Linked DNA regions of Mus musculus: all the other regions are linked to region 2. A link is a loop called in an ENCODE intact Hi-C map of the cell type or tissue named here. Cell type or tissue: left cerebral cortex. All regions are shown on one strand.

What was found. Peaks named below come from ENCODE experiments on the same cell type or tissue, not always from the same donor. Only the 100,000 strongest peaks of a DNase experiment are listed, where the experiment ranks them.
Region 1: it touches region 2 in a loop (2.9-fold over the local background); 5 of 42 quality-filtered maps call a loop at or near these places.
Region 3: a loop joins it to region 2, with 2.7 times the contacts of the local background. A loop is called at or near these places in 2 of 42 quality-filtered maps.
Region 4: a loop joins it to region 2, with 2.1 times the contacts of the local background. A loop is called at or near these places in 10 of 42 quality-filtered maps.
Region 5: it touches region 2 in a loop (6-fold over the local background); 9 of 42 quality-filtered maps call a loop at or near these places.
Region 6: it touches region 2 in a loop (1.8-fold over the local background); 3 of 42 quality-filtered maps call a loop at or near these places.

What each region holds. Positions count from the first base shown.
Region 1 is chr15:13,283,105-13,287,104 of GRCm38, reverse strand. No RefSeq gene overlaps it. Among named protein-coding and RNA genes, the nearest start is that of Gm46517, 2.2 kb to the left of the region's middle. In left cerebral cortex, a CTCF peak has its summit at 2,232 (motif pointing right); DNase peaks (open chromatin) are centred at 2,681 and 3,800.
Region 2 is chr15:13,171,739-13,175,738 of GRCm38, reverse strand. It overlaps Cdh6 (cadherin 6), which reads left to right and starts at 2,064. Exons shown (of 12, transcript NM_007666.4): 1 at 2,064-2,225. In left cerebral cortex, a CTCF peak has its summit at 2,128; DNase peaks (open chromatin) are centred at 2,144, 2,408, 3,176, 3,836 and 1 more place; H3K4me3 peaks cover 2,944 bases; H3K27ac peaks cover 2,177 bases.
Region 3 is chr15:12,877,238-12,881,237 of GRCm38, reverse strand. It overlaps Drosha (drosha, ribonuclease type III), which reads right to left. Exons shown (of 35, transcript NM_026799.3): 16 at 2,411-2,580. Among named protein-coding and RNA genes, the nearest start is that of Drosha, 54 kb to the right of the region's middle. In left cerebral cortex, a CTCF peak has its summit at 2,490; a DNase peak (open chromatin) is centred at 2,462.
Region 4 is chr15:13,857,563-13,861,562 of GRCm38, reverse strand. No RefSeq gene overlaps it. Among named protein-coding and RNA genes, the nearest start is that of Gm46517, 570 kb to the right of the region's middle. In left cerebral cortex, a CTCF peak has its summit at 2,168; a DNase peak (open chromatin) is centred at 2,282.
Region 5 is chr15:13,089,515-13,093,514 of GRCm38, reverse strand. Cdh6 (cadherin 6) reads left to right here. Exons shown (of 12, transcript NM_007666.4): 2 at 1,505-1,865. The coding sequence starts at 1,638. Gm35018 (a long non-coding RNA gene) reads right to left here and starts at 1,400. Exons shown (of 3, transcript XR_003951640.1): 1 at 935-1,400; 2 at 356-500. In left cerebral cortex, no CTCF peak of the experiment used is centred here; DNase peaks (open chromatin) are centred at 1,230, 1,657, 1,803 and 2,017; H3K4me3 peaks cover 350 bases.
Region 6 is chr15:12,907,659-12,911,658 of GRCm38, reverse strand. All of the region lies in intron 26 of Drosha (drosha, ribonuclease type III), which reads right to left. Among named protein-coding and RNA genes, the nearest start is that of Drosha, 85 kb to the right of the region's middle. In left cerebral cortex, no CTCF peak of the experiment used is centred here; DNase peaks (open chromatin) are centred at 2,132 and 3,195; H3K27ac peaks cover 863 bases.

The sequences.
Region 1 (4,000 bases), 110 kb before region 2:
TCTGAAGTCAAGGTGTAAGCATATTACATTCTCCAAATTGCCAATTGCCAAACTTTCATTATGCTTCACATGATTAGGAGAAGGTCACAGAAACCATTTTTATGGGGGCTTTAACCATTTTTCTGAAGGCTCCAGTCTTATGACTCTATCACTTCACAAAAAGCCCAGCCTATATAACACCACCACACTAGAGATTAGGACTTTGCATGTCATTGTGAAAGAGGGTGACAAAGATGTTCATTCTACAGCATGAGGTCTACAAGAAAATAAATCACATGATGTTTTAAACAGCAAGATAACACATAAAAATATTGCCAAATGTGGTCTCCTTTCTGCCCCAATATTGAAGAAGAAGAATCAGAAAGAGTGAGAAAAAAAAATTAAAGAGAATGGCTATCCAATTGGTTTTGTATGTAGAAAGTTTTCTTTAGTATAATCTAATCCACATTTTTTTAAAGGAAGGAAAACTGAAAAAGAAAGAAAGAAAGAAAGAAAGAAAGAAAGAAAGAAAGAAAGAAAGAAAGAAGCCTTGACGAATTATCTAAAGCTAATTGTGAAGTCTAGTCATTTTTACAGAACAGAAGTTTCCTATCTTTATGTCCTGGGTACTTCTTTTTCTGAATACACAGTTACAGTGGACATATAAGCTCAGGAAAAAAAAATAAGAAAAACCCAGCAGATTAACAGAGGTGATTTAGATATATTATGTTGATTTAGGTATCAATGTGCTCTCAGAGATTGCTTCCCCTGATCACAGCAGCTAAAAAGAGCAGGTATTAATCAGCTTGTGTCTGCGGCTCTTGGGGGGACAGAGGTGGTAGATAGAAACTGGAAATTATAAAGAGAACAAAGGGAGCATTAGTCAGATAGGTAGGAATAAGTAAACATCATAAATTAGGTTAATAGCAGGACTCTGCATCTTCCTTCCCTCCCTACACCTCCCCGCTCCCCCCCAAAAAAAACCTTAAACTGAAAATAGAAATTCTGTGTGTGAAGCCACATACATTCACTTGAACATAATCATTCTAAAATCATTCTGCAAAGCTGTTATATGAAGTCTAGGCTAAGCTCTAAATAAAGTCTTTAAATTTTCAACCCATTTACCTCTTGGTCTAATCCATCTGAATGGGTTCTATTCATCTGGAAGTCAGTGCGTGACAATAGACAGAAGACCAGGTAGATATGTGGGTGACAAAGGATGCAGCCTACCTCTTGGCAAGCTGCCTTCAAACAAACCTCTTGCCTCAGTGTGCTTCAGTAGCCTCACTGTTAAGGAAAAGTATTTAAATGAGTTAAAAATCATACTAGTAAGTCAGAAACTATATGTATCTCTCTTATAATAGTAGATATAATTTCTCCACTGATGATTATATGTTCTTGGGCTGCATAGGAAAAGGCAAAAGATGCCAGTACTGTGAAGTTAATACTACTAGGTCTGGCAGAAACATGATCTAATAACAGAAATTGGCAAACTACAGTCAGCAATCCATATCAGCCTACCAACCACTTTATAAATAGTTACTGGAATGCTGCCATGCGCGTTTGTTTACGTATTGTCTGGGACTCATTTGGGGTTACAGAGGCAGACTTAAATAGTTGTGAAAGAGGCCATATGGCCTACAAACCCTAGAATATTTACTGCCTCTCCAAGTACAGAAAATGTTTCCTGTCCCCATGTAATAAAATAAAATTATATAGAACAAGGGATAAGTTCTAAATCAAATAAAAATTCACAGCATGGTTTAACTGATCAGTGTTTTCACAGATGCATATTGTTTGTTATAAATAAAAAGATAGCTCTCTAGTCAAATAGTTCATTATACAATTCTTCCAGTTGATTGTATTTTCTGTAGCCATAAGTAATCTGATATTGCTTCTAATGATAATGTAAATCAGGATAGGCAATGTGCTGTAATAATAAACAAACTCATATATATAGAGAGATAGACAGATAGATAGATATATCATACACATATATGTGTGTGTATGTATGTGCATAAGTATGTATGTGTGTGTATATATATGTGTATGTATGTAGGCATGTTTTACTGGGAGAAATCAGGCACAGTCTGGAAATGTGGCCCAGGCTGTTGTTGACCATGTAGTCCTCCTATAAGTATAGGAATCTAGGCATAAGAATCATAGGGGCTGGAGAGGTGGCTAAGCAGTTAAGAGCACTGACTGCTCTTGCAAAGGTCCTGAGTTCAATTTCCAGCAACCACAAGGTGGCTCACAACCATCTGTAATGGGGATCCATTTCCCTCATCTGGTGTGTCTGAAGACAACAACAGTATACCCACATACATGAAATAAATAAATAAAGCTTTTTTAAAAAAAATCATAAATGCACACTTAGGTCAGTTTCTCAAATTTTAATGAGTTGCAACAACAGAGCTTTTTTGTCACATCTAGTGAGTCATTCTGAGCCTTCTCTTTGCCTCCTCTTTGGGAACCAAGCTAGTCAAGACTATTTCAATGGAGAATCAAGCATCACATGAAGAGAAAAACAATCTAGCAAGACACACTGATTTTCAAAGCTTCCAGTCAGAGAAACACATCAGCTCCAAACATCTCATTACTCGAAGCAAGTCACACAGTCCTGTCCAAGTTTAAAGTGAGTGAGGTGATTCTACCACATGTCCAAAGGGAGGAGAGCCAGAGTATCTGAGACAGGCTCATATGACAGTTCCTGTCACCCTGCCAAAAACAATGAGATGTAGCTAAATGCTTCTACTTGCAAAGGCTATGCACCAAATATGGTACCCTACGCAAAGTACAACACCATAATTCCAACTGCAATTCACTAACCTCCAGACTCTCTGGCTCCACATCCATTGAGCACTGGCAAAACTGCTCAACTCTGCCAGCAAGGCTTGGAATGAAGAGTTCTTCAACAGTATGGAGAAGAACTCCTTCAACTAAGTTGCTACTTCTCACTTCCCGAATTCTTGAACACCTCCAAATTCCATCTATTTAATATTCAAAATAACTGCTTGGTCCCTTGCAAAACTGAAAAATAGTAGCTGAAGGTTGGCTATGGTTTTTTTTTAATTAATGTCTATATAAATTTATTTGCCACATTGAACAAAATGTACTTTTCTAAAAAATCATTTTTAAATGCATTGAAATCATGGTCTATTTTAGTTTCAAAAATTACTTTCTTGCATTTTTTTTAAAAAGCAAACAATCAAAATAGAACTCACAAATGATGTGCCATACTCTTTTCATTTAAAAACCTATTAAAATAGAATGAACTTGGCTTTACTTAACGTATTCCATTTACATATTAGTTACTTAACATAATTTCACCTTATTGGAATGGTCAAACACAATCAAGAAATTTATACTGAGGCTCCTGTTGGAAGGTTACATCTTTAAGTTATGACTAGTCATCAACATGACCTATCAAAATTATAGACCAGCTTCAATTTTGTTAAAAAGAAAGATTTCTGTAAAGATTTCTATAAGCCCAGCCAGATATATGACACTTTGTATCTACAGGAAAATCCTTTCTATTTAATTTTAAACTCTAATTACAATTAACATCTAACATAGTTATGGAACAACTGTAGAACATCACTATACAGCACTTTCAGCACTGGGAATTAAGAAAAACAATTCAGCAATAAAACAAACACCACTTTCTCGGTCAAATAGAAGTGGGTTTTATTTAATGCAAGATTATTTTCAGTCAGGGTGTCTTCACTATTGATAAAATAGACTGTAGATAGAATCCTCTAGCTAGAGGGACCATATGCATAAGAAACTGCTTGCAGGGAAGATGACATATGTCATCCCATGTGCCAAATACCATCCTAGATCTGGAAGTGACAATTTCGCATATACACTGGCACTTGGAGCTCGGTAGCTATGGATTTATTCTGCTCCACGAGCACTCAAATGCCATTATGTGTGTTTATATATGAAAAACTTGGTAAGTGACGCTCTGGAAATTATCTCTATTAGCTACATTTTCTTTGTTATATGATATTCTTTAATG
Region 2 (4,000 bases):
CTCCTTCATGTCACTTACTGCTGCCACATGAAACTGCTCAGGAGCGAGCTGATTGTCCACTCTTAATAAAATGAGGTTGTTTAACCACCTTTGATGTGCCGCTTAATGGAGTTTGAAGGGTAATACATCACAAACAATTAAGAGATTTTTTTCCTTCGTGAGACATTAACTGCTTCGATGGATAGAAAATCTACTTCACTATGACCCTTCATATAGCATAAAATCAGTTAATTTATACATCTGTCTGCTAGAGACAATCTTACAAAATGTGTTTTTAACATACTCGCACATGTTCCGTTATTAATTTATCATCACACATGTTAGTAAATTATATCTGCATACATTTTGTGGATATACACTAGTTGGCATGTACACATTTGGGTATTTCGCCTTTTGTTCCTTCCTAGTTTTATTATCTTAGACATAGTCCTTAACCTTTACTGTGCTTTTATCAATCTATTTCCTCTGTCCTTTCTGCCAAAAAAAAAAATCATATTAGCAGAAGAATCCCATCAAATGGTCTATAAGAATACTTTGTGAGCTGTAAAGGACTGTACAGACATACCAAGGTAATCTTTCAAATTAAGAAGTCTACAACCTGAGGAATGAATGAATGTGAACCAGCTGTCCTCTCCCCCATCCCTCCTCCACTGCAGTTCAAATACCCACATGAAGAGACCATGTTCAGCCTCCTTTCTGCAAACTGCAGGCATCTATCTCCTCATCCCAAGGATGGCTTTTCAAATCTTGCCAGCATCCATGTGCAGAACATCTGGACTAAGACCGTTCCACATACAATTCTTTGAAGCACCGGCTGCCTGGAAGAAATACTTTGATTTGGGCTTCATTAAAATGCCTCAACTTCTATTAGGGACACAAAAGATTTTTTTTTCTAGTAAGAGCTCTCTTGGGAAGAAGACCGACCTCTAGCTAGTTAGATCACTCAGAAGCCAAGTGGCTGGAATGTCACTAAAGCACCATGCAATGGAAATCTTGCTGCGAGCTTGTAACATGCAGAAACAGCTGGCTTGGGTCTGTGGCTGACCCGGGGTGAAACCATTGTGGTAATTAGATTTAATTTTCTTAATCCAATAGTGCTTGACTGCAACGTGTCTGCATCTCCTAGGCAGAAAAGGCATGATTCTCCTTTAACAATGCTTTGACGTGTTTAAGACTTCTGCAGCTTAGTCCCTTCAGAGAAGTCACTTCTTCTCGAGTATAAGGACACCCATCCAGACAGCTATGTGTATCAAGGAGTTTCACATAGACGTTATCTTGCTTCAGTAACTTCCCAGAAAGATCTCAACACAACAAATACGTCTTAAATATCAATATATATCCTATTCTGCTAGTTCAGTGTGCCCTGCTATCTGCTCATTTAGAAAGATGGATCAGCCACGAAGACATTGATGAGCCCGGGGCGTTTGGATTTGAACCGCTTCTACACTCTCGGGGGCATATGACTTCATGCTACAGCTCTCTGGGGTTACCCACTCTGCAACAGCGCCAGAGCTCCAGAAGCTACAAGGGGGGAAAAAGTGTTCTTGAGATGAGAGAAGCAAAGACTGACATTCATGAATCTGTCTGCTCGCGTCTGTTTATGTTATACAGAACAGCCGTCGGTATTGTTACCTCAGAAGACCGGGGTTATTTTATTCGAGTGCAGGTCGTGCGTACTGTCTCCCCCCCAAACTGGCTCACAGCGCCACGCCGTACCATGTCGTGTCCCCGGGAATCTTAATTGCCTGGGCTATTAGAAAAGAACATCCGACCGCTGCTGGTAATTGAACACGGTGCATTTTGATAGCTTAAAAAGAAAGATCAGATAGAGTCACACAAGTTCTCAGTATGTCTTAAGCCGTCCCCCCTAAAAAATATATAAGAAAAAAGAGGAAGGGAAAGCCTGGGGCAGCGGGAGTGTTCCAGAGAGCGAACTGCTCCGGACTTCAAACACTGGGAGTCATTCTGTCAAGGGGAGGGGGCGGGCGGGGGCAGGCACTGGGCCTCTGTAACAAAGTCCTCCTCTCTTTGCTCCCTCCCACTTCATTCACTTGCAAATCAGTGTGTGCCCACAAGAGCCAGCTCTCTGGAGCCGTAACCTTCCCATCCCGAGAGCTGCAGTTCCAGCCACAGCAGCAAGAAGCACAGAGCAGAAGACCGTGGTGGAGGCAGGAGCATCCTGGGCGAGTGGCAGGGTGTCCCCAGGAGCCGGAAGGCAAACCGAGGTGGGTTCGGTCTCTGTTGCCAATGCGGGAGCTTGTGCGTGCGTTTCTTTTCTCCCTTGCCTTCTCTTTCTTCTTTATACATAGCTATTATTTTAATTCCGTAGCGTTGATGGAAGCCAATCAGAGAAAGAGAGCGGTCCTCTGCGCCGGGTGTTGCGGTGCACGGAGTTGGGAGGGATGCTCAGCTGGGAGCTGGGGTGCGGGCGGGCTTGCGCGCGAGTCCGGTTGCATTGGTGGCGCTGCTGCCTCTGCCCAGGACCGGCGCCGCTTCCCGGGGAGCCTGGGCGCCGCTCCTCCGCCGCCTGGTAAGACCGAGACGCCTAGGGTTCTGCGGGGGGTGGCAGGGAACAGTGTGGAGGAGAGAAAGCTGCTGCCGAGGTCCACTCCGCGGGGCTGGCGGAGGCGGCTAGTGGAGCCCTAGCTTTGCAAAGTTGGCTGGTCAATTACCAAGGGCGCTAGTGAGTGCCGGAGCGGTGGAGCCGTTTGGGGCTTGATTGATTTCCACCTACCCAACAATACAAGGGTCTGTGTGGTGACTGCTTGGCCTGAGTTATGGGATTTTTTTTTTTTTTTATGGCTTTGAGAGTAACGCAGAAATTAATTCAGGTAGTCGGGAAACTCTGGAATGTTCCCAATAAGGCAAACTTACAGAGATGGTTTGGCCGAGAGAACGAGCTTAAAGAAAACTGTTAGCTCGCATGTTCCTAGCAATGCCTTCAGGCTTTCATAGAGCAGAAATGCTTAGGTTGCAAGGCAAGTCCGACACTGGACTTCGAAAATGGAGCACACTGTCCAGGGAAAAGTCATGTGGAAGACGCCGCTCGCTGGTGCTCTTCCAAGGCTACACACACACACACACACACACACACACACACACACACATCTGAGGGAGAATGCCTTCCTTAGACTGGAGAGCAGGAGGTCTGGTGCGTCTGATGTGAGGTGTCAGATGCAAGAGTGAAGTCCCCAAGGCGTTCATGTGGAATTTAATGAAGGCGGGTCGTTGCGGAGTCCTATAATGCCGCAGAGCTGGGGTCACTTCCTCCTCCGTAGTTATTCGCCTGCCAAGAGTTACGGTCCATCTCGAGATGGGAGATGCTGGCGAGGTCAATGTGGTACTGAGAAATGTTGTCGCTGCTGCAATAAAATCCATATTTTATGGGAAGTTACGTGAGGGTCTTTGTATGCAAGGGGCTGGTTGCCTAACTTAACTACTACCGAGAACATTCAAGAACCAAGAAGTTTAATCACGTGGAACATTCACACATTTCTCTCTCCCACTCATTTTTTTCCTATGAAGACACTTTTTTTTTTTTATGATAGTCACTGCAAGCTCTATCGGTCTGTGTCTCTTCACTTTCACTTACTGAAGTCACACAGTGCGAACCAGAAAAGCTATTTCCTTTAACAGTGTGTCTGGGGCGTACTTCTGTGTTGGGGGGGGCGGGGGGGGGAGAATGCTAATTGTGAGCTTTTGCGGTGGTTAATTATCAGGGGCGGGTGTGTGTGTGCAAACTCCTCCCTGTGATTCTAAGGGAGCCAGAGATGTGGCCAGTTAATGCACAACTCCTCGGGAGAATGAGTAACTGCCATGTGAATGCGGGCCAAAGCTGGCTTTTTTCTTTCTGTTCTTGCTGATAGTTTTACCTGAAAAGGGAAAATCCTCGGGATTCTTTCTGCTTTGGGGGGAAGGGGGGGAGCGAGGAGAAGATAACAAACTCTCCTCCCAATTTAGCTTGAGCACAGTCCTTTGTGTAGGAGCACTTGCCTGACTC
Region 3 (4,000 bases), 290 kb after region 2:
GATGCCTCTATATACATTTTCCACTATACCGTACTGTACCTTTATAGTCCCTAATTCTCACTTAGATTAAATGGTATGATGATACAACAAGGAGCTGACTTTCACGCTTCCTTTTTAAGATTTATTTTATGTATATGAGTGTTCCATATGCATGCATGTATGAATACCATATCAATGCCTGGTGCCCTTCAAGGTAAAAGTGGACGGATTCCCTGGAATTGGAGGTAGGCTAGTTGCTCCAATTTAGCCTGCTCAACCAGCTGACAATTACAAAAACGAGGACAGGTTTGTATAAATTCATTCACGTTGTTAAAAAAAAATCATGAAATGTTATAAAATGGATGTCATCTAAAAATAAAAAATCTTACTACTAGCTTGAAAAATCATCTTTGTTCTCAAAAAAAATTAGACAATTTTAATCACAGGTAAGCTAAACATTAAATTACATGAATGCCCACTAGCAGCAGAAACATGTCATTTCGGTCTAAAAGTGATTTGTTCAGGCATATGCTGTTTTTTTAAAAAAAACTGTGTAAGGAATGATGATGAGTTATTTCTGTACCATTTGACTTATATCACTACAATCTACAGAAGCACTGAGGACCCAAGATCACTTGAGCCTCGCCATTCAAGACCAACTAGAGCACAGAAGCAAGATACCATCAAAGGTCTCCCTGCAGCCATGTGTGATAACACAGCATCTAATCCCAGCCTGGGAAGTGGGACAAGGTGGGTGAATCCAGAGTTTAAGGCCAGCCTGGGCTCATAGAACCTTGACTCAAAATACCAAAGTTAATTTTTAAAAATGAAAAAAATCATCTCTAAATTATGAGGACGATGGGGTAGGGACTGAAGTAAATTCTAGACTTCGGCCATAGCCTACAAATCTATCACTGCATCTCTCTCTAAGAATTTAAAGCCTTTTCACTAATGACCAAAGTGCTCTCAGGCAGAGGCAAAACTGTCAGGGAGGAACATTAATTATTTTAAGTCTGCAGCAAGAAAGTATTTAATGTGACCATAATGGCGGGGAAAACTCAATAAATTTCCCAATGTCCTTGCCACTAGGCAATCTTTCAAATGGGTCCTGTACAGAACGGAATGCGGAGTCACGCCTACTCTGCCCTGGAACATGTACACGTCTGTAACAATAAACTATCTTTGCATAAATAGTAAAAGATAACTGACTTCATCATCACGGCCCTAAGCCAAACACCCATGCTTGCTTTCCTAGTCTATTTCTCATCAGTTTCCAACAGATGCCTTCGAAACGCACCAGTCAAGTTTCTTTCACTATCTACAAGCCATTCACCATCTCAAAGATATACATCAGACATGTCGATCGTCGGTACAGTTTCTCCATTTCTGTGAGTTTTCACTTTAGCATTTACGGCACACTGATCTCTGCTAAAACTGGAGGTTTCAGTGTGTGGGCTGCTAACTAACTAACGTCCATCACGGGCTCCTTGCATCATGGACAAGGTCTGCTGGCTGTGACTCCGCACCGCCTCATCAATATACCGGCTGCATTCTGACTGGGTGACAGGTAAGTGACCACACGGATGCATGGAACAAACCAGGAAGAATCAGAAGCCCCTGGGACTTTTTCAACACTGTAACTTCCTGGGCCCACTGTCTGCAATGTCTGGGCTGAATCACCAGGAGAATTCTTAACTGCTTTCAAACAGCTTCTGACTGTAGGATTTCAGGAAAGCTGAACCATGCCATGGAAGCAAGCCCCGGATGACACACTCCCAAAGAGACCACTCCAGAGCATGACAAATGCCATCTCCATCAGCCGCTCTCTGACTTAGCTCTAAAGTGGCCAGAAGAAATGAAAATTTTGTGCTTAACAGCATAGCACCAAAACTTTTTTTTAACCTTTCTAGTTTTAAACTGTTTTGGATATGTACCGATCAAAAAATATTATCTATATGACAAATGACTAAAATAAATAAATAAATAAGTACCATAGAATAAAATCAAAAAATGGGTAATAACAATTTTCTTAACAAAAAATAATTATTGGCAAAACAATTTAAAATATAAATTTTCACTAGAAACTAAAATAAATATAAAACTAATTTCTTCCACTACCAAAGTGGCAAAGGTTTTTTGTTTTAAAGCTAGTACGAAAGAATGAGTATTCTCATATGACCCACAATCCTCCTGCGGAGGAATCTGCAATGCACACCGAAAGTCTTAACGGTATATCCATCTTCAGGCAGGTGAGCAAAATACGCCCAAAGTGTAGTGTTTTCTTATTCACTAAGTATTTAAAGAACACTTACCCAAAGGACAAGAAGCTAGAATAGTCAAAACGTGCCATGTGCGTTACTGTTTGTGTGGACCATGCAAACAAGGAAAGGAGGCTCATCCCAGGCCAGGCTGGGCAAGCCCCAGAACTCACCGTCCCAGGGTTGGTAACGATCATGCCTTTGCACTCCTCTGCGTATTTCTGCCACTCGAGCTCCTCCCACTGGAGCATGTTGGCAATCTCCTCCTCGGGCACCAGAGCCTTGCTGCAGCGCAGCAGGTAGAGAAGGATCTGGTGCATGGATAACACTTCTTTGCCTCCATCTTGGGTGAGAATTTGGAGAAGAACAAAGTCACTCAGTTAACAGCAAAGCATCAACTCACTTCGGGAAAACAAGACAACGGCTGTAGAAGAGCACACATAAAGAATCATTTAAAATTTGCACTGCTCAGCCAGGTGCCGAACACTATGAACACCATTTGTCTGACTGACAAACGGTGCTCATTTACTAAAATGGGAACAACAGCATTATAAATGATAAAGGCTTTATTTGAGAGGTATGAATACAAAAAAGGGTGTTTGCCTAAATAAATTTAAAGTAACCCATCGTAAGAAACCACAGTTTATAATAAACAGAATCATGTTATGTCTAAATATTTTACCATTTTTTCTAAAGTAACAGATGAAAGCTTTTCAGAAGTGATGTTCCTGTCTTCGGGAAAGTCTAAGCTTTATGGGATATTTATAGATGTTTTCAATAAGACATTGTTGCCTTATGATCTAATTTGGAGGTGCTAATGTGCTGCACCTGCTCCGACGATCGGGGCTGACGAGCCCGCACTGGTATTACAGGAGATCGCTACAGAGCTGGAGCCGGGATAAAGTACCAACTGTCTGAGGTTCACCACGACGGTGGACTAAAAACCACAAAAGGCGCAATTAAAAGCCGGCTCAGAAAAGGACAACCTGTACTTTATAACCAAACACATGAGACTCATGTGTGCCAAGATGGAGGCAGCAGGTCTCTGCCTGATCTCTGGATTCAGCTTCACGACCAACACGGCAACAGATCTTGTACCACTTTCCTCTGACTACCCAGAAAGACAGGCATGATGGCACACGCCTGTCACCTCAGGACTCAGGAGGCTAAGGCAAGGTGACTGTGAATTAAGACCAGCTTGTGCTACAAAGCAACACTTGGTGGGAAAAAAATTATTTTAAGATAGTCTAGTCAGAGAAAGCATCTTTGAGGAGATAAACAAAATAAAAAAGGAGAAGATACATTCAGAGGTAGTAGAGGTCTTCTCTAGCATGTGCAGTGCTCTGGCTTTACCCCCAGCAGTGAAAGAAATAGTAAGAGTCCACTCTGCGGCTACCTGGGTATCTAAACTTCCTTTCCTGTTGATGTGGTAAAATATTCTGACACCAGCAACTTAGGGGAGAGAGGGTTTATTTTAGCTCACAGTTCTACAGGTTACATTTCATCTTGGGAAAGTCAGAGCTGCAGGGACTTAAACCGGTGAGACATACGAGCGCCACAGTTGAGAGCAGAGGGGGAAGGAACTGCACGCACGCCCGCAATCGGCCAATCGGCTGCTCTTTTCCAGTCCAGGGCAAAGGAAAGGTGTCACCAACTCCCCCATGAATTAACATAATCAACAGATGCCCCCTAGCCAACCTCTTGTACACCGCCTCTCCTTGGAACTCTTTACCCAGATGATACTAGACCAGGTAAAGTTGACA
Region 4 (4,000 bases), 690 kb before region 2:
CCTGCCATAGGCTTTGCTGTCATCTTTAACCCCTCGACTCTGAGGTCAAAACCATGACTGGTTTTATCACATCGATGTAACTCCAATTTGCAAAGTACATTAATTATCATGAAAGACAAAGCTCATCTTTGACATGACCAGATTAACTATTATGCTTGGACTCAGTTATAATTAAGAGCTTACGGCTGAAATGGACAGAGTTTTATATGCATACAGATAAAGAATGGGACTATGATCACACTGCCAAAACTAATGCCATAATCTTGCAGATACCTAGGGATAATAGCTTCCTTTGAAACAAAACACCACAGTGGAATACCAAAGTAAATAAACCAATAAGGACAGAACCGCACAAGTTATGGAAAATAAGTGGGCATGGAGCATCTGGGAGAAAGCCCGTGTGGAGGCTGAATCTAACAGCCTTATGAGAGCAGGCAAGTTATGAATCAATGAACATGTCTTCCATTTCTCCAAAGGCAATAGTGCTCAGGACACGATTCGAACCAGAAGTGACCAGTCAACATGTGCACTACACTAGGTATTACTCTATTGTCTTCAAATCAGTCCACTAAGCTGAGTGGATTTACCTGACTGAATCAAACATTGCACATCACTATCTCAAAGCAAATGAAAGGAGAGATTTTAACTTTAGAGCAATGTAGTGTCCCTTACCAATGAGAGACTCATCCTGCCCGATCACACTCTTTTCATCAAATGTCCCATCACAGGGCAGCAACAGAAGCCGTTTGTGGTTGTTCAGTACTTGCTGGAGAGCCTGTGTACTTCAGATGATAGTCTTACATGTTATGGAAATGGTAACAAAACCACAAAAACATAGAACAAAGAGTTATTACTATCTTACCAAATTACGGTTTGAATTTGAACCTAGTTTTAGAATCCAAAGACAGAGAAAATGCAAATTTGTTCAGCTTCATTCAGTCTATTCTTTCTCCCAAATGAAATTATATTCACTTCTATAAGTATTGTCTCTCTTGTATGCAGTGTTTTAAAGAAAGAGGATGGCTTTCCTGCTTGTGAATATTGAAAACGTTCATTTTGGGGGGCATTTTTGAGATCCCTCAGTATATTCAGCATCACTTAATGAGATTCTCAATTCCCAGAAACTCTCAGACAGATGTTTACAAGATGACTTTCATTGTTTCAAGGAATAAAAATAAGTAAACAAACTACTTGCACTACTCTATCATCGAAAGTTAAAATATAGTTCAAGGAAAATGTTTTGCTCTGAGCTGGAAATACACTAAGAATCATTGATAGAACAAGAGAGAACAATACAACATAAACTGTAAAGTTCATGTTCTCCTCTAAAATTGATTGGTGATGTCTAAAGAGGCTATTAGAATCCTGGAAAAGGCAGATTTGAGTGAATCCTCACTTTTCAATTTGAGATGTCCGCTGTGACAAAAATTATACAATAACAACAACAAACTCTTTAAAATATAAGATTATTTCAGTGCTTTAAAAAAGACTTCAGGAAAGAACAACGAATTTACAAGGCCTTTTCCTATTTCCTTGCTGAAAATATAACTTATTTAGAATCCACCTTCCATTTCACACTTTAAAATAATCTTTGTATTCTAAAAAATCATTTTTCCAAAAGGAATGAAGGTTTGCCTCAAATGTATTTCAAGTGTATAATGAATAGCATATATTATGAATTTGCAATTATGAAGAACTCAATATATAAAACAATTTTGTATATAAAAACTATTGGCTGCTTCCGGAAGTCCAAGAATTAATTTCAAGAAATGTTAAAACCCAGTGTCATTCTTAAGTAAATTCCTAAGTGCCGCCTGACCTCATACTATATACAAAAGTTAACATAAATACATAAAAATACATAATACATAAAAACCCTGAGTGAAAGAGCTAAAACTAGGAGGTCTGCAGTAGTTTATAGGTTTGACAATGCACTCAACCACAAATATACATCTTAGATTTCATAAAACTCAACTTGTGCGTCAAACAGCATTATCAAGTCACCATGTACATTGATGGAACACAATAAATTCATTGAATATGAACCCATGAATTTATGTTCACATAATGTCTGTATCTTAAAACTGTTGACATCTGACACATGTTAGTGCAATACTGTATATTTCCATACTGATAATAGCATGCAATATCCTATTTCACCTCTGGAAAACACTCTCTTCAACCACTAGTGGTCACTATTGTACTTCATGTTGGTATTTTATACATCTTAATTTTGTGTGTGTGTGTGTGTGTGTGTGTGTGTGTGTGTGTATTTGTAGGTGTGAGGGGGGTGTTGGAGGGACAAGTTGTAAAGCTTAATTGTCTCTTGCTGCTTGGGGAAATCAAACTTGGGTCCTCAGACTTGTCAGCAAGTTTCATTTTAAGCCATATCTTCTCAGATATCTCCTGTTCAGTTCACAAATATGAGAGAAGACATTGTTCTATCTTTCTGTGTTGACTTATTTTACATAATGCAGTGTCCGCCAATCTCACAAATTTTGCTTCAAAGACCAGAATTCCATTCTTTTTTATGGACAAATTCACTTTACTATATATGCAAACTGAAGTTTCTTTACCTATCTATCCATCATCTGTTGGTGGCCACCTGGATTGGTTCTAGAACTTACTATGAATCATGCCACAGGAAACAAAAGCATGAAGAATTTGCTTAGCATGCTGGTATCACTCCCTTTATAGCTAACTAATTTTTGACAGGAGTCCTAATAACATGCACTAGAGAAAAGAGAGTGTTTTCAGTGCTGAGATAATTGGATATCCATATACCCAAGCGTGAATTAGAACTTTATCTCTTGATAATGGTAAAAGCTTTTGAATATGGATAGAAAACTAAAATTTAAGACCAAAACATATCATATCATTGGAAGCAAAAGCCTAGAATATGACCAGACATTGGAATGGACACAGATTTTGTTTTGTGACATGGTCCACCAAACAAAGTGTACAAAAACAAAAACAGTGGGACCATCTCATCATAAAAAGCTATGCACCAGAGTGGAAAGGCAAGCTACAGAACTGGAGAGAATGCATACAAAATGTCCATCTAATAAAGAGTGATTGTCAAAATGAAATATGAAAAAGCTTAGGACATGTAGAGGTGACTCAGCAGTTAAAAGCACCTGCTGTTCTTGCAGAGAATCTAAGTTTAGCGCCAAGCACCCACAGTAGGTAGACTGTCTCTAAGTCCAATTCAAGTGAATGCTGACTCTCTTTGCCCCCTATGGGCACTTGGAACACAAACACTCTGGCACATATGCACAAAATAAAGTGTATTTTTTATTGTCTTATTTATTTACATTCCAAATATTGTACCCCAAATTACAACAAACTAAAAAGAAAACCAAACAAACAAAAACCCCTAAAAATACTATGAAGAATGGTGGCATTCATCTATAATCTCAGTGTTGAGGAAGCTGGAGCAGGAAGCTGGACCATAGGGTTGAGTCCAAGTTGGGCTATACAGTTAATTCAAGGACAGCCACTGTCACACAGTGAGAGCCTATCTCAAGGATCTGAAAACAAAAGCAAATGAACTATTCAAGTCATCGTTTTAAGTATAAATATAAGTAACATTATGCAGACTAAGCAGGTTGTAATTATATATTTAAGTATGTATGTATGTATGTATGTATGTGTATATATATATGTGCATATAATATACATATGCACATATACCTTTAAGTATGTAACAACAGTTAATGAAAAAAGAAGCCATGAATTTAAAAATGAATAGGAAGTATATAGGGGGGTTGGAGGTAAGAAAAAGTGTGGTGATAATTAAGTATATAATAATCTCAAAATTTGAAATAATTAATAAAAATGTATCAGATATGAATAAATATTTCTCAATGAAGACATAAAAGTTGCCTAGTATATGAAAAAAACTTAAGAACACTAAATAGAGAAATACAAACTAACACCACAATGGGCTTTCACTTCACCCAAGTAGAAATGCTTTTTTTGCCAAAAGAGCAAAAGATGG
Region 5 (4,000 bases), 82 kb after region 2:
CAGGGATTAAAAAAAATTAGGTTGGTTTCTTGAAAATTAATATTTGCCACAAAAATAATTACTCATATTGTTTAATCGCTGACTTTTAAGCCCACAATCAGTGGTCCTCACTGTGATACCGGGGTCTGCTTAATGCATTTGTGAAAATCAGAAACAACTTGGCCATCATTGTCGATGACACAAGTGAAATTTAGAGATACAAGTCAAGGATTTCCTAGGGAAATTGGAATACCGCTTATTTAACTCTTACATGTTTATTCCGCATGATCGAGAAGATGATCTATCCCTTTGGTTTCTAATGAGGGCATTCGCTAAATAGATCACAAACAGAAGTAAATTGATACATAGAAAGTACCTGATAGGCAGTCACAACAGAAAGGGGGAAAAGTGTCATCGAATCAGGAACTCACAACCTCGGCTCCAGTCCCCAACTGAGCTTTCCACAGACAAGCTTCTCCTGGTTGAACTTCCAGCTTCCTGTTTCCACAGGAGACATTTACCTGGCGTGGGAAAGACGATAGTCACCTCAGGCGGAAAGCAGGCATACCTCTTAGCTACTCTGTAGGACACAATGCTCATGGCCTGCTTTCTGGTATCTTTCCTCCCTGTCAGAGTTCAGGAGACCACCCATCCCCAGACAAGGGGTCTTTGGGTGACATTCTGAGACAAGTGACTTTCTAGAGCCAGTTTCTCAGTGAACTGACACAGTGCATTTATGCATATATACATTTATAGTATGGCGTAAATAGTTCTCATGGAGGGGTGTGATCAAAGTTTGCAAAGTTTAGATTAAAGACAAGCCTACCGTCACCACTGTTATACATACACACACACACACACACACACACACACACACACACACACACACACATCACTTCAGAAACTTCCCTCCGCAAATCTTCATTTGGAAGAAAGGCATACAGTGTTTTCCAACCTTATTTGACCCAGCTGATCCATCATCACACATCTCCTCAGCCAAGAGTCTGCAGAACAAGTTCTGCCTCGCCTCCTGCCTGGTGCATCCCAGGTGCTCAAAAATCTTCCAGTGAAATTTCCAAATGATCCACTTGCAATTGAATTTAAATTGTCTATGGTATTCTTTGCCTTGGACTTGTTCATGGAGATATAAATATGCAAATGGAATCAGAAACACAAACTCGTTTCCTCTAACCAGATCTCGGCCCACATATTCCAAAGCAAACGAGTAGTGAAATTATCCATCCTGGCGCGTTGAACTCTAGCAGAGCGATTACTTAACGTCGGATTTGCAAGAGATATAAAAGGAAAACCAGAAAGAGCAGTTCCCGCTGGGTACGCGCCTCCCATTCTGCGCATCCCCTTCTGTGTACCTAAAAGACGATTGCCCTCATTTCAAAATTGATAGCCAACTTTTTTTGTTGTTATTTTGCCATTCAAGTTTCTACATTCTTGCTCCTGCCTATTTGCTCTAACACTGAATTTTAAGCATCTCTAAAAGTGCTTGATATGTTATTATTCTTTCCAGGTACCCTCTGAAAGCCAAGCAAAGAACATTAAGGAAGGAAGGAGGAATGAGCCTGGATTTGGTGCAGTGAAAAGAGGCGTATTAAGAAAAGGGGAGCTCACACCCAGACTCGACTGCCTGCCTTGCCAGCATCATGAGAACTTACCGGTACTTCTTGCTGCTCTTTTGGGTCGGCCAGCCCTACCCAACTTTCTCAAACCCATTATCTAAAAGGACTAGTGGCTTCCCAGCAAAGAGGAAAGCCCTGGAGCTCTCTGCAAACAGCAGGAATGAGCTGAGCCGTTCGAAAAGGAGTTGGATGTGGAATCAGTTCTTCCTCCTGGAGGAATACACGGGATCCGATTATCAGTACGTGGGCAAGGTAGGCCTCCTTTGGGTGTTTCGACAGTCTAGGCTTAAAAGCCTGAAGAAGTTACTGCTAAGAAATAGACAGGGAGAATGTGAGCTATTCCCCAATACAGTATGAATTGTTGCTTATCTGGTGAGACTTTTTTTTTCCTCTTCTCGCTTGAGTAGTTGCGGGATGAAAGTGTAGCAAGAAGCTGAGAAATGTTTGTAGTGTAACAGAGAGAGAATGCTCTGGTGGAAAAACGAACCGCCCACAACCATCCACGGAGGATTATCATAAATCCTTTAATTTTTTTTTTTACTTTAGCTGGAAAAATGGGGTCCAGCCAGCCTGTAAAGTGGGGTCTATTAAAAATAGAATGACTGTGCTGTGAGAGGAACAAGTCCTTTTCTCATTTTGAAAGCAAACATCCTGAGCCTGAGTCACATTAACTATTTCTTAGCTTTGCTTCTCCCAGCACCCTTGGCTCTCAGAGCAGACAATGCCTTTTCTTGGCAAAACTCAACCCCGGAGGTTAAATGGGGTAGTTACTGTTGCTGCAAGTGGTAGTGGTTAGTCTTATCCCAGATAATTGGCAAGAAGCAAGCATTTTAAATTCTTAGATTTAACTGTAGCAAGGTTGATGAAAGATTCATGTTACACAAAGGTGCTATTTCTAGATAGCATCTGACCATTTTATTGACTAGAAAGTAGAGTGTGAGGCTCTCGTTCATCCTTCACCTGTCATGACGAATGTCACCTAATTGTATCATCAGCTATCGTGCTGAAGAAAAATTTGACCTGGGCCATAATGTACAAGACAAACCAGGGGTGCCTGTTCATAGCTTGTTGAGTCTGGATTTCATTAAATGGTGTGGACAAGAAAAATAATTTTCACGCGCCTCTTAAATTGAGAATGAACATAAAAAAGATAGATGACAAAATGCCTCTTCCTATGATTGATTTTAAAATACCTTCATCAGGAGATCAGGCAAATAGCATAAATTTTGCAGATTCCTAAGGCTGCATGTTCACATTTCAATCTGTGATCAAATATCCCTGAGTAACTCTGTGCAAACATTCCCCTTACGTATTTACCACTATAAATGAAGGAGGCTTAGGTTGAGACAGCCAGGCAGTGTTCCAGGGAGGTGAATTATTAATGTGGAATAAAGTAAAAGAGGAAATATCCAGAGAGCTGAGGACAGTGACACTGATGCCCAAAGATCTTGTAACCAACTTGCTTTGCAACTCACACCTGGCGGGGCCGATAGAACACAGGCTTCCCTTGTGTGCGCCTCACTTCCTCTGTGCAACTTGTCGCTACAGTGTTAATGGAGTAATAGTTTTTTTTCTTTTAATCTTTAAAGCACTTTTACAATGCAAATAGCATTATTACCATAGAAGATTAAGCTTTAAAAAGCTCTTTGTCAAAATGATTGAAACCCCCTCCCCCGCTTGGTTTTCCTTCCTAAATTGTGGTACCTTTAATGCCAATAATACCACAGACTCTTAACGTCCAGGCTTCAGCTTAACACTTATAATGGTGATAGGGGAAGTAGCCATGGGGATACGATGCAAGCTATGGACAGGTCCAAAACTGCCTCCCTAAACTGCCAGTTGCCAGGATTGGTAAGAAACCTTCCAGGCTTTTGGCTTCTCCAGGTGGGAAGTTGAGCCTCAATCTCCTGCCCCCGGAGTCCTCCGGAAGCAGAGTCACGTGGAAGCACCAGTGAGATGGGCACCATTGGCCAATCCGCTTGAAATCTCTAAAACTGTTGAAAAACTCATTGTACATGCTCCACCAAGTCTATGCATAATGAAGTGGGATATTGAGTCTTCTAACCCTGCAGAAGCAAACTACGGTCATCAGCAAATCTCAGTGACTAAAATATATGGCAATTAATAGCGGAGTCGGTCCCCAGCCACGGCTTTCCCCACGCTGATTGTATCTGGATAGTCTACTGGCAATTCCGTACAGTTCCCTTCCTCACCCTCACAGTCCTCTGCTTTGTCCTGTTGCCCTCCTCCTCTCTGAGGTCAAAACACATTAGCAATGTTAGCTGGAGAAAAAAGACCGACAGTGAGAACTGGCGTTGTCCTCGCCCTGCACGGGCCACTCTAGGGGACATGAGGGTCGTTCTCGTAGTGTGGAGACGGCCGTTTCT
Region 6 (4,000 bases), 260 kb after region 2:
TTCTCAAGTTTGGTTTTTGGCAGGATACAGGAAAATTTAGGATCATTTGTGATATTAGGTGATAAAAGGAAATAGAAGCTCAATGGTCCTGAACAACTTCTTAAGAAAGCAAAGAGGTTCTCAGACAATTTAAAGAAAGGGTTTAAATATCAAACCGTTCTTTACAGGCACAAAAAGGGACTTCTGTTAACCAAATCAATAACCTCTCCCCTTTACTCCCCAGAGTGTCAGCACACACACACACATACACACACACATACACACATACACACACACACACACACTCTCCCGGTGTTCTCTCCCCCCCATGACAGGATGGATGCTTCCCATCTGCCTCTGGCCACGTGTCTCCACTGGAGTGCAGCCCCATCCTTACCGCCCTTCACCCTGCTTCTGTCTGGATTCTTTTATTCCGCTACAGTGGCCTCTCATCTAGGCCATGACTGGGAATACCTCATGGGCATCCTTCCCTCGCACGCACTCAGACAGTAACCATCCCTTCCCTTTACACACTAAGCTAGGGAGTGCGCAGGCTCTGCTGAGGAGGCTAGGCTTAATTCTGAGTGCCTGTTGGTAACTTATTTATTCTCCCCAGCCTCTATTTCCACAGGTATAAACCGAAGCTAATCCCCCTCCTTCCAATCGGTCCCTGACAGCACTTAGTAGTTAGCGCACTGAGAGCGTTATGCCCAGTGCGGTCAGGGAGAGCACCACGATCAACAACACTCATAGGTCAGCTTTCTCTTCCAACCTTTCCCAGTGTCTCCAGAACTCAAGACTCACGTGACACTCCAATTCATTCCTTCTTGCTGCTTCATGTTTTTCACTTAAAAGCACTTGTGATTTCTCCTTGGATGTCCACAGCCACCCAGATTGGTGCAAATGTATGCCACCTTACAACCAGACAATTTCACCCACATCTGTTTCCTCTTATTTATCCCAGTGTAGTGCTGCATCTAGACTGGGATCCCAGCAACACTATTAATTAACTCGGGGACTATGGCTTGCCTCTAGAAAATGCTCAAGATTGGCTGGGTCACTCATTAACATAGCATATTGATATTAAATACCCATTATGTATTAGGTTACTAAGATAAATAGGATACAACTCTGTCCTCAAAGAGGCCTAATGAGGAATAACAGAGGTAAATAAACAGCTTACATACCTGCAGTAGGTCCCTTAATAGTGAAAAATCATTTTAAACTACACCCCAGCTGCCTGTTTCTCAGACAGACTGAATCTCTTATGAACAGAAATGGTTGTACTTGAGGTAGGCTCACTGAAGGAGGCCAGGCTACTCCATCAAGCTGGGAGGAAGTGGGCCCCAGAGGAGAGGCATCACTCTGCCCAGGGTGTTGAGACAAACCTCCAAAGAGGACTTGAAGAAGACAGAAAATCTAGCAAACCCCAGCGGAGAGTGAGAACCAAACGTCCATCAATGAGAGGCAGCAAAGAAAATATCTAAGGATGGCATGAAGACATTGTGGACAAAAAAGGAGACTGACACAGGCAGAACCATCGGGGAAATTTAATCCCAGCACGCAGACAGTGGAGGTAGGTGGCTCTTTGTATGTTCAAGGCACCCTGTTCTACACAGTGAGTTCCTGCTAAGCCAGGGCTACATAGAGAGGCCCTGTTTAAAAGAGCAAGGAAACCCCACCAAACCTTCTATATGTTACGTTGTGTAGACTTTGGTGGCTAGAAACCAAATATCTTAAAACTGGAAAGCCTGTCACTCACACAACACTGAGGGATGATGATGGACAGTTAACAGGCGAGAGAGATGAGAGGCCTTGAGAAGAATGCAGGACAGCTGCAAGGGAAGCAAACCCAGAGTCACCCAGTCAAGTGATGAAAATTTAAAACTGAACGAATATGGGGGAGGGGACAGCTTAGGGCAGAAAAGAGCCTGAGGTTTATGATTTAAGGATAAAATAAAAGCAAAGTATGTTCGAGACTAAAGGTGATGGGGGCCAATACTAAACCTGTTAAAATGGCAAGTCTGTGGAAGACCCATGCCAGGCTGCTCAGAAGCAATCTGAAGAGACACCTTTTCCAATTTCTCGAATGCCAGAGAAAGGCCTGGGTCAGAGATGCTGGGGACCGGTGTACAATGAGAAGAGAGGAGAGAGAAAGTGATGTAATGCCTCTCCCCTGTTGCAGGGGCCAGGGGGCAACCAGACTGAAGCTCTCTCCACACAGGCAAACGCACCGGGCAGGCCTGGAGCTTATACAAACTGAACGCAGACAGCTCTTAGAAAGAAGTCAGCCGACAGAGAAAAGGCAGGACAGCCCTGCTGGTGAAAGGGCTGGGCTGAGAACACAGACACGGCCAACAGGGACCTTAACAGGAAACAAGGCCTCCTTCCCACCCACCCACCCACAGGACAGGAGTCAAAGGACCCTCTCTGTGAGTCCTTCTGCCATCCTAACTACATTGCTCTCTCAGCTGCCTCGCTCTGCCCTAGCCCCTAAACAACAACTATCGGGACACTGGGTTGCTAACCCCAATTTCAAACTAACCCCTTCTCTTAATTTGGTTGCACACGTAGCAGCTAACCAACACCCTCAATATTCAGGCCGCCTGTCTCCTCACTAACATAGACACCCCTTAGTTACAGAGTCCATCAACCTGCATTACTTGTCTCTGTTTTTCCCTCTGTGTTCGACTTATTACATTTTCATCACACACACACACACACACACACACACACACACACACACACACACACACACAGAGTTTGCCAACGTTTCACCCATTCAATAGCTTGTAGATTCAAGCCAATTTGGAAATGTCAGTCAAGTTAAAAGGCTCCAGCTTGTATACATGGGAATTCTGAGGCAGAGAGTTATGTATAACTGAGCCTTACTCAGTTTTACAAGAGACATGAAAATGAATGCCTAACTCCAGCCGTTCCATTTGTAAGATGACGATGCTTGGGCCTGGCTTCTCCGCTCAGACACTTCTTCATCCCGCCTTTACTAAGTACCCAGCGCTGGACAGGCCAGCTCTGCGCTCGGCGCTTGCTGGGAGTGTAAGATAAGCTCACTAAGTAGACAAATGGGACAGAGAAGTTTAAAGGGGAAAAGAAAGTCTGCACACAAGCAGATCCGATTAAGAACAGAGGAGAGAGCTGTTGGGAGGAGCCCAGGAGAGGGTACAGGTTAAGTCGGGACAAAGGAGCAGCGACAGCAGAGGTGAGGGGAACACTTAGGAAGGCAGGAGAAGGCTGCTTGAGCTGCGACAGAGGATAAAAGCTGGAACTAGGATATTTTAAAATTCGAGAAAAGAGTCCTAAAATACACGCCATCTGCTACAGACACAAATCAAGATGCACAGTTGTTTGTGAATGTAGGGCAGGATGGGGGCCCGGGGGCCACAGATAATTCTTCTATTACAGTAGATAAACATAAAAGCCATCCCACCTCTGGAAAAACAAACTGAACAATTCCCGGACAGACCATGGAGGTCACGTGTTTAAAAGTCTTGACATTTAAACACACAGAGTAATGCAGTCCTAACACCGGGTAGCGTGTAAGGCGAGGGCTTCACCTGGCTTATAACACTGGCACCCTGTGTTCTTCACTCCTCAAGGGCTACTTCGTTCAATTGTGATGCCATTTCAGTGTGAAATAGAGAGCTGCCTTTCACTTTAATGCTAAACTGACTTGTTTTGGTACAGAAAGCATTTAGGACGCTCTAGCATATGCAGGAGGAGAAGGGTATCTCTGGCAATATTAATGCCTTAAAACGTTAGTAACACAAACCATCTTAGAATCTTAAAAAACAAAAAAACAACCCTATAATTTGCTTTCGTAAAAAAGTTCTAGATTATTTATTCATAGGTCCATCAGAAACTCCTGTCTAAAATAAGTATGTTCCTCTAGTTTACATAATTTACAAACACAACAAAACAAAACAAACCAGCAACAGACTAATATTGTTAACTTAGCCCGTGCATGGGACAGGTACTCACATATTTAAAAGTATAAGATCAT